Regions from separate parts of the Homo sapiens genome. Here region 2 is linked to region 1. Evidence: chromatin contacts called from ENCODE Hi-C data. All regions are on one chromosome and are shown on one strand. Each heading gives the region's core, a stretch centred on a gene start or an enhancer-like site at or near the end of the contact. The rest is flanking DNA. Distances are from core to core; before and after follow the strand shown.

Region 1 (6,818 bases), core at 14-2,513:
AGTTCCCCAACTAGGGACACACGTGACCTCCTTCGGAAAGTAGTTCCGACTGTGGCCCGTGTATCCTTCCACCTCCTTTTGAACCCTCCTAGGTCTCCTCGCCCCGCCCACTCGCTGGGCTGCAGCTTCCTACCGTTCCGTACTTTCCACTCAACCCGGTAACCCCAAACGTGCACGGTCCGGCCGGGGCGCGCGGAGCCTGGCCCCGGGCGATCCATCCTGCCGGGTTTTCACGGCGGCCAAGGGGGGGCGGGGCTAGGTGGTCTCTGAGAACCGAGCTTGACTCCGACGCCGCGAACCGACCTGGAGCCCGAGGGGAAAGATGCTCGACTCTCTTGGGGGCACCGGAGCGGGCGCAGGAGAGGCCTGCGGGGTGCGTCCCACTCACAGGGATCCTCTTTCAGTTCATTTAGATAGGTGCCCTTTGGGCCCTTGAAATTCAACGGCTATGTGTTCACGTTCAGCACGCTCGGCTGAGAGCTTTCATTTTTAGGGCAAACGAGCCGAGTTACCGGGGAAGCGAGAGGTGGGGCGCTGCAAGGGAGCCGGATGAGGTGATACACGCTGGCGACACAATAGCAGGTTGCTCTTTGTGCTAAGACTGACACCATGAGGACACAGATTTGGGGGAAGGGGGAATCTCTAGGCAAAGGCTGTTACAGTCAAATCTCTGCGAACGATTGTGATCCGACAGCGGTGCAAAAGGAAAGAGCGAATGCAGTCCACGCCGCGGAAATCTAGGGGTAGAGGCAAGGGGGGAGGGTATTCCCCTTGCAGGGACCGTCCCTGCATTTCCCTCTACACTGAGCAGCGTGGTCACCTGGTCCTTTTCACCTGTGCACAGGTAACCTCAGACTCGAGTCAGTGACACTGCTCAACGCACCCATCTCAGCTTTCATCATCAGTCCTCCACCCCCGCCCCACAACAGCCTACCCTGCCTCCGGCTGGGTTTCTGGGCAGAGGCCGAGGCTTAGCTCGTTATCCTCGCCTCGCGTTGCTGCAAAAGCCGCAGCAAGTGCAGCTGCAGGCTGGCGGCTGGGAACCGGCCCGAGCAAGCCCCAGGCAGCTACACTGGGCATGCTCAGTAGAGCCTGCGGCTTGGGGACTCTGCGCTCGCACCCAGAGCTACCGCTCTGCCCCCTCCTACCGCCCCCTGCCCTGCCCTGCCCTCCCCTCGCCCGGCGCGGTCCCGTCCGCCTCTCGCTCGCCTCCCGCCTCCCCTCGGTCTTCCGAGGCGCCCGGGCTCCCGGCGCGGCGGCGGAGGGGGCGGGCAGGCCGGCGGGCGGTGATGTGGCGGGACTCTTTATGCGCTGCGGCAGGATACGCGCTCGGCGCTGGGACGCGACTGCGCTCAGTTCTCTCCTCTCGGAAGCTGCAGCCATGATGGAAGTTTGAGAGTTGAGCCGCTGTGAGGCGAGGCCGGGCTCAGGCGAGGGAGATGAGAGACGGCGGCGGCCGCGGCCCGGAGCCCCTCTCAGCGCCTGTGAGCAGCCGCGGGGGCAGCGCCCTCGGGGAGCCGGCCGGCCTGCGGCGGCGGCAGCGGCGGCGTTTCTCGCCTCCTCTTCGTCTTTTCTAACCGTGCAGCCTCTTCCTCGGCTTCTCCTGAAAGGGAAGGTGGAAGCCGTGGGCTCGGGCGGGAGCCGGCTGAGGCGCGGCGGCGGCGGCGGCACCTCCCGCTCCTGGAGCGGGGGGGAGAAGCGGCGGCGGCGGCGGCCGCGGCGGCTGCAGCTCCAGGGAGGGGGTCTGAGTCGCCTGTCACCATTTCCAGGGCTGGGAACGCCGGAGAGTTGGTCTCTCCCCTTCTACTGCCTCCAACACGGCGGCGGCGGCGGCTGGCACATCCAGGGACCCGGGCCGGTTTTAAACCTCCCGTGCGCCGCCGCCGCACCCCCCGTGGCCCGGGCTCCGGAGGCCGCCGGCGGAGGCAGCCGTTCGGAGGATTATTCGTCTTCTCCCCATTCCGCTGCCGCCGCTGCCAGGCCTCTGGCTGCTGAGGAGAAGCAGGCCCAGTCGCTGCAACCATCCAGCAGCCGCCGCAGCAGCCATTACCCGGCTGCGGTCCAGAGCCAAGCGGCGGCAGAGCGAGGGGCATCAGCTACCGCCAAGTCCAGAGCCATTTCCATCCTGCAGAAGAAGCCCCGCCACCAGCAGCTTCTGCCATCTCTCTCCTCCTTTTTCTTCAGCCACAGGCTCCCAGACATGACAGCCATCATCAAAGAGATCGTTAGCAGAAACAAAAGGAGATATCAAGAGGATGGATTCGACTTAGACTTGACCTGTATCCATTTCTGCGGCTGCTCCTCTTTACCTTTCTGTCACTCTCTTAGAACGTGGGAGTAGACGGATGCGAAAATGTCCGTAGTTTGGGTGACTATAACATTTAACCCTGGTCAGGTTGCTAGGTCATATATTTTGTGTTTCCTTTCTGTGTATTCAACCTAGGGTGTGTTTGGCTAGACGGAACTCTTGCCTGGTTGCAAGTGTCAAGCCACCGATTGCTTTCTTAGGCTATCTATATGGTCTCTTCCTGAGGGCTATTGTCCGTTAATACAGAATACAGTACACTGTTAGTGGATTAGCGAGCTCGGTAATCCGGTCTCCTAAATGAACAAAAAAGTAGACGCTTTTTGAGGTTGAGCATATTTCGATTAAATCTTGGCTTAGGCCCTAGATCAAGGGTTTAGATCAGAATAAAATGAAAATTAGTGTTGCACGTACGCATATTGCATCAGAATCTTGCAGTGATTGTTTTAGTTTCCTGAGTTGCATTGATAGATTCTTTTAAAATATGACTGATTTGCATAACTTTAGAAGCAGAATCATTTTCAGTATATATGGTGCACATTGAGGGCAAAAAGTAGTTTTGTTAATGTTTAAACTTAAGTTACCTACAACTTTGAACTGTATGTAGAAGTTTTGTAGTTTGAAGTCAATAGTGCCATAATATACCTTATAAGGCGTTCTTACTAGATCTTTGTTATATTTACCTTTTTCTCTCCCTATGGGGTGATGTAGGATAGTGCTTGAAATTTGCACTTCAGTAGCATTTAATGTTCAGTGCTCTTGTCATAAACATAGAATGGATATTGAGTAGTTTCTGATCCCAGATGGTAATGTGTAGGTTCAAGGGTATTGTGTGTAGCAAGTGAAGATTGCAGAAATAAAACTTCAGTTCATGCTTGAAATTTAAGTATTGTTGTGATGCCAGAATTGCTGCTCACCGTTTTTAGGTTTCAGGTCCTCTGACACCTTTTGGTATCGTTAATTTTACTGATTTGTGTAGAATGTCAGTTGTATTTTACCAGCTAATATCTAGAAATGCTGGCAAGAGGGGTTTACTCCAGCTTTAGATTGTAGGTATGTTAGCTTTTTTCATACAGTGTATTAAATTTACTGAGTCAGCTTGCTGAATAAGACAGAAGCCCAAGAATTTTAACAGTGTGTAGCTTTAGTTGTCTAAAAGTTAGGCCTTCGGGCTTCAAAAGTTAGTGGTCATCGAAAAGCATTAATCTTTGCAGTTTCAGGTACAACACATTGGTTTTGATTAGGGATGGGGATGGGGCCCTCTTTTTGCAGAATGGGGAAAGTATTGACAGGAATTGAGAGCTATTGGTAGGCCAGTGTATAAGGTATGTGAAAACAGAATTAAGTTATTGGTCTGAAGTGACTGAAGCATTTAGGCTCTATCAAGGCCTAAAATTTGGTAATATGAGTTTGGTAATGCGAATTGTGGCAGTGGACAATATTTAGTTAAAATTATGTAATTGCATAAGTACTAGCACAGTATTTTTAATAAAAGTTATTTCTTAGCAAATGTCAGTTGCATTTTGTCTAAAGGTAGAGTGACACTACAGTGTCTATATGTCCTGCTAAAAATTGTGGGGAATATTTTTTTTTAAGACAGCGTTTATATCGGGAGAGGTTTTATTCCGTTGGATTATGTTAGCTGCATATAAATGTGCACAGTTAATTTTGCCCAAGTTTTTGTTTTGAAATGAATGTAAAACTTACTGAAGAAGTAGCTTCCCAAAATTTAGTTTTCTGTTAAGCCAAAAATATTATTTTAAAAGAGTATTTGCAAATTTTGAAGTTGACATTAATTGAGAATGTTACTAAGGCTAAACTGGACCCGCTTGCCCAGAAGATAATTATGGAAAAATTCTTTTGTGACTTCCAAAGCAGTCTACTATTAGCATGAATTACTGACAGTCATCCAAATATATAGGAACAAAAAATTAAATGTTTATGTAACTTTGAAAAAAAAGCCTTTGAAGAAAATAATTGAATGCTGTCTGGGAGACAGATTTCTTTCAGCACTTAAAGTACATAACACACTACTTTTACTTTTCCCACTTGATTTTAAATTATCAGGGTTATTAAGACCTTAAAATTATTTTACCAGGTTTTTACATGTGAGCTGTGACATGACTGGCATTTTCTTTGATTTCAGCGTATGTTGGTCTCTACACATGAAATTTGTGTGACTTAAAACTTTCTCTAAAACTGTACTTTTAGTTATGATATGCATAGAAAGCAGTATCAAATATTGCGTCAAATGACTAATAACACTTAATTTCTAGAGTTGTGGTTTTATTGAGCCAAAAGTTGATATGAAAAAAAGTCAGTAAGGAAAGTCAGTGAAGTGCTTGCTTTTTTGATAATTGCACTCCCAATAATTTTGATATTCCAACGTACTTGGTTTGCTTGTTTTCACGTTAATGTTTTCTGTTTATTGGAGTGGGAAGGCATTAAAATTGTCATTGAAGACTTTGTCTTTGACATGTTGTAGTATTTATTTCAGTAACTAACCTGTGAAAAGTTAAATTCCTTTATGAAAGTAGTGATTGGAGTATTTTTATCTGATAAAGAAAGATTAATAATGAAGCCATTTCTCCGAGGAAAATTGAGGACAATAATTCAGTTTTAAAATATTATCGCAAAATTAAATTATTCTAAAAATTTGTTAGTAGGGTTATATGCTTAATATTAGTCTGAAATATAGTGCTGAATTTGAGACTATAGAAAAATTAAGTGTATTTAGGGTATGTGGAAACGTTAGGCTTCTGTTGTATTTTTATTGTTTGGTAGATTTGCCTCTTTTCAAATAAATGTTCACAGGGAATACTTTTAACTTGTAGAGAGTACAGTGACTATTGAAGTTACCTAAATTACCTCAAGGTAAGTGATTACTGAAATTAATCATGAGGGTTTTAAAAAGTATTCTATTCACAACATTTATTTTACATTGTTTTGTATCTGCTAAGTTATATTTCCTGAAAAACATGACTGGACCACCTAATTGCTGTATGATAACTTACAAACTTCATTTTTCATAGTGCTTATTCAAGTGTAAAGCACAACTGAAAGGAGTAATGTACAGTTTATATGAGGAAAAAGGAATTTTATTGCTGCCAGTGTAAAAGTTTGCACAGCAGTATAGTCATCAATGCAGATTTACATTGCTTATAATATACTAAGTAAATACTAAATGATTAAAGATAATAAAATATGGTGAGGTATAACCACCTTCATTTTAAACTTAGTTTTAGAAGATAGTAAAGAAAGATTCCTTTATTACCTTTTTAGAATTTTATTTTTAATAACATGGGAAAGGCAACTGGTGATATTTTAATTTTTGTATGGAACAGTGCATCTGCTTTCTCATAGCCACATAAAATACATAAACTTCTTAGTGTTATGAAATGGCTTACTTTTTGGAAGTGAAGAAGTCTTCAATTCTTATTTTCTAATGTTATTTTGAAATTTGCCTCCATTTGCTGTTTGTTCATTTGGTGATAGCGCAACACTTAAAAAAATATTTTAAGCCGCTTCTGAAGTAATCACTTCAGTGACTTTTAATGGAGGAGTATTTGTTATGGGAAATTCACTTCACAAAGTTTTAACATTAATTCACTTGAAGTAAACGTGCTATTTTTAAATTTTCATCTCAATCTTTTAAGTAAGACGAAAGCTTAGGAAATCACTTTTATTATTGATATTGTGTGTGACTTCAGAGTTTGTAAAGAGAATTGTAGAAGTGTTGCATGCATATGACAATTTTCTGCTTAATTGAAATGTGAGGCCTCTGCCATACTACAAGGATTTAGCTTCCAGAAAATGTAATATTAACATAGCTTAAGAAATGTATTTTTTTTTTTCTGTAGAAACCGTTGGGTTAAACAAACAGTTCAGAAGTTTTATTACATGGAACCCATTAGTTCTTAATCTTGTTACCTTTTTCTTCATTTTTTCTGTTAAACTTGATTTTCACAGTCAGCATTGAAGAATTCATCTTGTGGCCTGAATTCATTAAGAAAAGATGTTAGGATTTGTTCTGAAGATAGTGACTTAGGAAATTTGTGAGACTGGGGTCAGTCAGTTCTGTTTTACAATTGCTTTCTATTTGGTAGCTTTGAAATTAATTTAGTTGCTTATCAGAGAGAATAATGTTGAGGTTAGACTAACCTTAAATTGGTAAGGCTTTGCTGAGCAAACTGATAACTGTAAGTCTTTTATAGGGTGCATTACTGCCACATATACGTTCTTCCATAGGTGGTTAAAAGTATATTGGTCTGTGTTTGGTGATTCTCTTTGTACATATTGAGTATATGCATTCACTAATGTAAAATAATTTGCCAAGAAAGGTGAAATTAGTATATTGTACTTGACTATTCACCTTTCCCTTAGTTTTTTGAATTTTTTTCATTGGTTGCAGAGGAAGTATTAGCAATTTAATTCTTTTAAAATAATTTGCACTGGAATAAATAAGTATCGGCAAATATAAGAAGAGTAACATAATTTAAGGGTGAATTAATTT
Region 2 (7,488 bases), core at 832-3,331, 890 kb before region 1:
GGTTGGTTCTTCCTGCACCTAGCCCAGGCTTCGTTAGGACTCCAGCTCCCTGTCAGTCCTGCCCATATCCCAGTCAGGAGACAATATCCAAACCAACCCCTTACTTCACCAGTGCTCCAGGGGAGGCCCACAGTTCTTCCCTTGAGACTGAAATGCTACCAAGGAAGCCTCCGTGTCAGGTCCCTTCCTTCTGGGCTTCACTTTTCCATCTGAGAGCTGGGTGCAAAGGATGGGCTGCTTTCTGATGGGTTAATCGAGACGAGGTTCCCAGGGGCCTCTCAGCACACTTGCCTGACTAACCCTTTCCGGAGGATGGGATCTGGGTAAGGCAGGCCCTTTCCTGTTCAGCAGCAGGGATGAGTTACAGCTCTGTAGGCGGGAGCCACCTGTCAGCCCCCCCGGGGCTGGTGACTCCATTCCCAGCAGGCCGAAACTCTGGTCCAGAGGAGATAGTCCGGCCTTGGAAGTTTTGCCTCCTTCCTTCATTTGTCTCCTAATGTCTTAAGCTGCCTGTCCACAGAGGCACTGGCTTTGCTTGTGTGCCCCTCCGGGCAGGCCACAGGAGGGAGGAGGCAGTAAGGACCTGGCAAAACTGCAAGCCCCAGGGCTAAGTGCATGAAAGGTGGGAATTCAGGCATCTGGGCCAGGCTTCTAGGGGAGAAGCTGTAAAAGGGGGCAAGGGTCTTCTGCGCCATCACCAGCATTAGCCAACAGTCCAGATGCTAGCTGCAGCCTGGCCCTGCCCTGCCTTCCTTCCTCTGTCCAACATTTTCTCAGTAGCCCTGGAGATGGAAAGGGAAGCTCCTCCCCCACAGAGAAGGAGCTCAGAGTTAGAAATAAACAAAAACATCCCAGAGGCATGGAAAGGTCTCCTGCCCCTCGGGCTGGGGGGCCCTGGGCCAGGGACTTTATCTCCATGGCATCCATCCCTTGGACCTGTACCACCGAATACTCTGGAGGACACAGAGGCATGGCAATGGTGGGGCACCTGTAGTCGGTGGTGCCTCAACAGGGGCTAAAAGCCACATCTCTCTGTTCCAGTGTCAGCGGCCGGAGCGGCAGCTCAGCAAGTGGTGGACCAGGCCACAGAGGCGGGGCAGAAAGGTCTGGTGGGGCTGGAGGGAGGCGGGCAACCCCAGCACACCTCCCACTCCCCGCCCCATCCCGGCTGGGGCCCAGGCACATCCTCTCCTCTGCAGAGCCCTCTGTCCACAATGCCCCAAGCAGGTCCCCCGGGAGACCCAGGCCAGGCTAAGCCTACAGGCACTGTGGTTCCCGGGCCCTGCCTGACCTGCCCTCTCTCCCGCCCTTCCCCAGCCATGGACCAGCTGGCCAAGACCACCCAGGAAACCATCGACAAGACTGCTAACCAGGCCTCTGACACCTTCTCTGGGATTGGGAAAAAATTCGGCCTCCTGAAATGACAGCAGGGAGACTTGGGTCGGCCTCCTGAAATGACAGCAGGGAGACTTGGGTGACCCCCCTTCCAGGCGCCATCTAGCACAGCCTGGCCCTGATCTCCGGGCAGCCACCACCTCCTCGGTCTGCCCCCTCATTAAAATTCACGTTCCCACCCTGTGTCCACTTCATGATTCCTCGCAAGCTGGGCCCAGTCCTCTCATCCCAAGAGCAGAGCCACCGTAGCCGGAGTCCTAGCCTCCCAAATTCGGAAATCCAATCCAACGGTCTCAGGAATGTTTTCCATCCCGCCACGCGCCTCCCGAAGCTCCCAGACCGGAGGCTCAGCCCCCATCTCGGTTAGTGCCCCTCTCCCGCCCGACTTTAGAGCCAGCCCCTGCCCCTTATTCCCTGCCCCAGGATCCCGGCCCCTCCTGGGAGCTGGGCTGGACTCGGTCCTCAGATCCTCGGAAGGCTCAGCTCTGGGCGGGGCAAGGGACCTTGCAAGTCGGGGGGGCCTCGGGAACTTCTCTCCGCCAGCTGCGACTGGAGGCTGGGAACAGGGGAGACGACCCAGGGCCACGGCCCCTCAGGACTTCAGGCGGCCGGAGGTTGTGGGGACGAAGCGGAGTCGGGAGCCGGGCTTCCGGCCCTCACTACCCCGTCTCGGCCCGCGGGTTGCCTGCGTGCCCGCCCCACCCAGCGGTGAGTCATGGGGCAGGGCCCGCGGGAAGCTTTGTTGAGTGGGGCGCTGCCGCCCGGCGGGGTCCCGCCCCGCCACTCCCCGGGGAGGGGCTTCGGGGCACGGGGCCGTGCACGTGAGAACGAAGCACGGTTGTGGGGGGGGCATGCACGTGCGCGCTCGCGTGCGGGAGACCCCTCCCTTCCACACCACTTCCTTTCGGGACAAACCGGTAACCTCCGGCCCTGGAAGGTTTTGTCTAGTGGGTTCCGGATGGACTGGTGTTCCCAGCACCCCCCCGGCACGTGTCCACGCGTGTGGCCCCGGTACGGTGTATGCCTTGCCAGTAGGTGACTCAACGTGGCACTGGTTGAGCGCCGGATGAGGCCTGGCCCTGGCGCGGGGCGTGGGCTGCTGCGGCCCTTTCCTCCCCGCGCCCCTCACGCCCCAGCGGGCCCCTAGCGGTTCCCGTCCACCCGCTCCATGTCTTTACCCCGGTACTACCTCCACCTGCAGTCGCCTCCTCCTGCGCGCCAGTGGCCTCTGCGTTTCTGTTGAAAGGTACCGACTACGCGGTGCTTCCCAGTTCTGAGGCGATTTAGTCAGCGGACTCAAGGCGCGCTCCCTGCCTTCCCCGGCCTCCCAGCAGGGGACGAAGTCCCCAACCTGGCTGCCAGTCCAGATGCTGCAGTACAGGTCTGCCTAGGAGGCCGTTCCCTTCTCCAGTCTGAGATCTCCCTCGCGGGGCACGTGTCTACCACCCTTAACCCAGGGCTGCCCTGGTTCCACTATCGGTTACATGTTGCTGACTGTCCCCAAAAGGTTTCTTTGTAGAATGTGGGAAAGTCCTTGAAGAGACACCCGGAGCAGTGTCAGGGGCGCTTCCAGGAGCCCCTGCCTCCAGGAGCAGGTCCTAGGGTCTGGAGAGCCGGCCTCAGGGCCACTCCAGGAGGCTGGTGGGGCTGGACTGGCAGAGCCCAGCATCCTTCTGGTGTGCATCATTCCCCTATGACTCAGGGATGAATCCCAAGGGACTTTTCACTTGTTCTCCTTGTGAGTGATCGCCTTAAGTGCGACCCAGGTGCGGCCAAGGAGAGAGATCAGGCCTGAGGCCAGGAGTCTTCTAGAAAAGGCTTTTCTTGTCTTGAAGGCGGGGCATGGTGGCTCAGCCTGTAATCCCAGCACTTTGGGAGGCTGAGGCGGGAGAATGACTTGAGACCGGGAGGTCGAGGACCGCTGCACTCAGTCTGGGCAACAGAGTGAGACCCTGTCTCAGAAAAAAAAAAAAAAGCCGCCCTTCATCTTCCTCTGGACACCTTGTGGCTGGAAAGGAACCCTAGAACCAGCCACTTGGAACCACAGGAGGAACAAGTCTGAGGAACAAGTCTAAGGAAAAGCCCACCTGCTGATGAGGGCAGAGCCTCCCAGACCTCCAGCCTGTTCCCACAACACCCCCTCCCTTCCATCTCAGCCACCTTGACCTTCCCATCATGCTCCTGCTGCCTCGGTATCTTCACACCTGCGGCATTTTCTGCCTGGCATACTCTCCATAAATCACCCTTGCCTATTGCTCTTCCAAACGTCAGGTCTCAGCGGCCTTGGGTGTGCCGACACACACACACACACACACACACACACACAATATGCATCAGGCCCCTGGTGACACATTCTCACACCCCCTGTACCTCCTTTTTAGAGTCACAATGAGCCTTCATGTGTGCTTCTCCATAGTGGTGGTTCATGGGGCTGTAACCAGTCCCTTTTTAGTGCATGCTCTGTGTCTTCTGCGGTGCTCAGGCAGCACTGGCTAAATGATTGCATGGAGGACCATCCTTTTGTTCTCCTGATGGATGACAGTGAGTTCTCATTTTCAGGTTTACCATGGAACCATCTCTGCAATGCAGCCCCTTCCACATTGCCCCAGCCCCATGGAGCTGGTGCTCCGGTGGCGCTGTGCAATTGCCTGTTCCTGTGTGCCTCTGCTCCCCCGACACTAGGAGCCCTGGAGGGCAGGGCCAGGTGGGACTTGCCTTTTGAACCATGTCTGGGACACAGAGGGCACAGAGCCAGTGTCTCTGTAATAGGTCCCTTGCCTGATGGCAGGGCAAGTCCATACACCCGAAACACCGGGTTGCAGCAGAAGAAAGAGGTTTAGTCGCAGGGCTGCCAGACAAGATGGGAGAAAACCTCAAATCTCTCTCCGAGAAGTTTGGGGTTAGGGTTCTTAAGAGTTTTAGAGCAGGCCAAAGTGTGGAGATTGTTGATTTGTTGAAGAGTGCGGAGTGAAGTCATGGGGCCAGGGAGATGAAAAAACTGTATTCTCATGCTGATTATGTTCTTCTGGGCTGTTCAAACTGGTTGGGGTCACTTGTTTCACTGGAATTTGGAATCTGAAAAACATTTTAGGCTGGATGCGGTGGCTCATTCCTGTTTTCCCAGTACTCTGAAGGCCAAGGTGGGCGGATCATCTGACGTTAGGAGTTCGAGACCAGCCTGGCCACATAGTGAAACCCTGTCTCTACTAAAAATACAAAAATTAGTCGGGTTTGGTGGCGTGCGCCTGTAATCCCAGTTACTTGGGAGGCTGAGGCAGGAGAATTGCTTGAACCTGGGAGGTGGAGGTTGCTGAGCCAAGATGGTGCCGCTGCACTCCAGCCTGGGCGACAGAGTGAGACTCTGTCTCGGAAAAAAAAAAACTGAAAAAACAAACGAAAAAAACGTTTTAAGGAATTCCTAAACAAAAGCCTATGATTCTAACATCAGAAAGCCGAACTGTGGGAACAGTGGGGATGCAGATGGTCAGTATACAGTGCCACGGGAAGTTCTATAGAAGGAATTTAGTTAAAGCACAGCCTCATTAATGCTTAATTATAACTGTTAATTTTTAATTATAACTGTTAATGCTTAATTATAACTATATTTCTGTGTAGAATGCTTGTTAACCCTGTGAGGACAGCTTCACCAGAGGAGCCCTTGGGAGCTTATACTGCCCAGGCCTGTCTCCACCAGGTTCATGGAGCAAGTACAGCCCAGACTGGCTGAGGAGGAAGGATTGTGGCCACACTACACCTATTGGGTGTCAGTCAGTCCTCCAGAGATCAATTCTTCCATTAGCAATGCCACACATAATTCCTAATTCTCCAAATTCCAGTTCCCCATCTAGCCAAACACACAGTCACTAACATTACATTGTGGTTCCACTTACAAATGACTGCATTTTCAGGTGGAGGTGTTCCCTTAAACCATTTTCTCTGGATGGCGTTCCTTCCTCCCTCTTCTTCTTCATCCCCATTTTCAGTCCGTAGGATGAGCTTCTTTGTATGTAATCTCCCAAACGTCTACCGCTGGAGTTCTCAGCTTTGACCCCCATCAGACTACACATGAGGCAGGGTGCAGATTCTTCCACTTTCACCTCCTCTCCCCTTCTCTCCCTCCGCCGCCTTTTTAAAAAATGTTACTTGTCCCATTTCTACATTGTGAAAACACGTAGAGTTGCATTCCATTCCTCAGCCCTGAACCACACCTTTGTTTTTGTCTTGGATCTGCAATTGAAGATATTAAAAGCTGTTTGCCATTCCTTCTGCTGAATATTTTCTGCTATCTCTTGGTTGGTTAGAATTAGTCCTGCAGAGTCTTCTCTCTCTCTCTCTCTCTCTCTTTTTTTTTTGAGACAGAGTATCACTCCTGTTACCCAGGCAGGAGTGCAGTGGCACAGTGTCCGCTCACTGCAACCTCCACCTCCCAGGTTCAAGCAGTTCTTCTGCCTCAGCTTCCGGAATAGCTGGGATTACAGGTGCCTGCCACCACGCCTGGCTAATTTTTGTATTTTTAGTAGAGATGGGGTTTCACCATTTTGGCCAGGCTGGTCTCAAATACCTGATCTTAGGTGATCCATCAGCCTTGGCCTCCCAAAGTGCTGGAAGTACAGGTGTGAGCCACCGCACCCAGCCCAGAGTCTTCTCAAGAATGAAATAGTTAAAGATGATAAATGTTTACAGAGATAAGACATCTGATATCTGAGTTAATAATTTCTATAACTGGGTAATGGGTCCATGAGGGTTCATTTTATTTATATATATATATATATTTATTTATTTATTTATTTATTTTTTTGAGACAGAGTCTTCCTCTGTTGCCCAGGCTGGAGTGCACTGGCATGATGTCGGCTCACTGCAGCCTCCGTCTCCTGGGTTCAGGCGATTCTCCTGTCTCAGCCTCCTGTCTCAGCTCATGCCTGTAGCTGGGATTGCAGGCATGTGCCACCATGCCTGGCTAATTTTTGTATTTTTAGTACAGACAGGGTTTCACTATGTTGGCCAGACTGGTCTCGAACTCCTGACCTCAGGTGATCCTCCCACCTCAGCCTCCTGAAGTGCTGGGATTACAGTCGGGAGCCACCGTGCCCGGCCCATTATATTCTATTTTTGTGTATGACATTTTCTATTTTTAAAACGGTAAAAAAGTTAAAATAAAAATTTTATAAAAAGAAGGGCTTATGTGAACAGTATTCTGATTTTTAAATGTTTGGTTGGTATTGTTAGTCTGTAGCCTTTAGACTTTATCCCTGGCTGGGTTTGAGGTTTGTGGCTCCCTCTTCAGCTTCAGTGTCTTCTAGGTGTGGCTGCAACTGCCTTCTGGCACAGAAGGTTGAGCAGACCCTACATGTCTGATGCACACTGAAATTTCTTTTTTTATTTTTAATTTTAATTTATTATTTATTTTGAGATGGGGGTCTCACTATGTTCCCCAGGCTGGTCTCAAACTCTTGGCCTCAAGCAGTCCTCCCACCTTGGCCTAACAAAGGGCTGGGATTACAGGTGTGAGCCGCTGCACCAGCTCCCTACTGGAATTTTTTTTTGTAGAGACAGGGAGGGTCTGGCTCTGTCACCCAGATTGGAGTGCAGTGGCCTGATCATGGCTCCCTGCAGCCTCAAACTCCTGGCCTCAAGCAATCCTCCTACCTCAGCCTCCCAAGTAGCTGGGATTACAGGTGTGTGCCACCATGCTCAGCTAATTAAAACAAATTTTTTTTTGTAGAGGTGGAGTCTCACTATGTTGTCCAGGCTGATGTCAAACTCCTGAGCTCAAGTGATCCTCCCACCTCAGCCTCCCCACAGCACTGGGATTACGGGTGTGAGCCACTGTGTCCAGACTCCTGCAGGAATTTCTAATAAGCAACATGATATTTCTGGCTTGTTTTCTTTCTTTAAGTTTAAAGTACAATAATTTTTCTAGAGTTTGTCTCAATGATTATGGCTCTGGTTCATTGTTGCCTGGTGTGCAGTTTGCCCTTTGAATACTAATTCAAGGCTGGGCGTGGTAGCTCAGGCCTGTAATCCCAGCACTTTGGGAGGCTGAGGTGGGAGGATAGCTTGAGCTCGGGAGTTTTAGATCAGACTGGGTGACAG

Evidence for each region. Hi-C counts contacts between places; a loop is a spot of excess contacts on that map. Pooled maps may share reads with other maps.
Region 2: a loop to region 1 is called in a pooled map, with 8 times the contacts of the local background. The contact joins the promoter of ADIRF-AS1 here to the promoter of KLLN in region 1. A Hi-C loop is called at or near these places in 5 of 50 pooled maps.

What each region holds. Positions count from the first base shown.
Region 1 is chr10:87,862,270-87,869,087 of GRCh38, forward strand. It overlaps KLLN (killin, p53 regulated DNA replication inhibitor), which reads right to left and starts at 1,264. Exons shown (of 1, transcript NM_001126049.2): 1 at 1-1,264. The coding sequence starts at 218. It overlaps MLDHR (mitochondrial lactate dehydrogenase regulator), which reads left to right and starts at 1,290. Exons shown (of 1, transcript NM_001433720.1): 1 at 1,290-1,385. The coding sequence starts at 1,290. The coding sequence ends at 1,385. PTEN (phosphatase and tensin homolog) reads left to right here and starts at 1,356. Exons shown (of 9, transcript NM_000314.8): 1 at 1,356-2,279. The coding sequence starts at 2,201. RefSeq lists enhancers at 1-80, 331-510 and silencers at 1,111-1,420, 1,511-1,650.
Region 2 is chr10:86,969,159-86,976,646 of GRCh38, forward strand. It overlaps ADIRF-AS1 (ADIRF antisense RNA 1), which reads right to left and starts at 2,082. Exons shown (of 2, transcript NR_170185.1): 1 at 1-2,082. ADIRF (adipogenesis regulatory factor) reads left to right here. Exons shown (of 3, transcript NM_006829.3): 2 at 1,042-1,104; 3 at 1,318-1,757. The coding sequence ends at 1,424. LOC124902474 reads left to right here and starts at 2,247. Exons shown (of 3, transcript XM_047426123.1): 1 at 2,247-2,406; 2 at 3,955-4,099; 3 at 5,011-5,657. The coding sequence starts at 2,247. The coding sequence ends at 5,122. It overlaps AGAP11 (ArfGAP with GTPase domain, ankyrin repeat and PH domain 11), which reads left to right and starts at 1,178. Exons shown (of 11, transcript NR_171046.1): 1 at 1,178-1,757. RefSeq lists silencers at 134-428, 2,010-2,559 and enhancers at 270-1,023, 1,024-1,775, 1,612-2,811.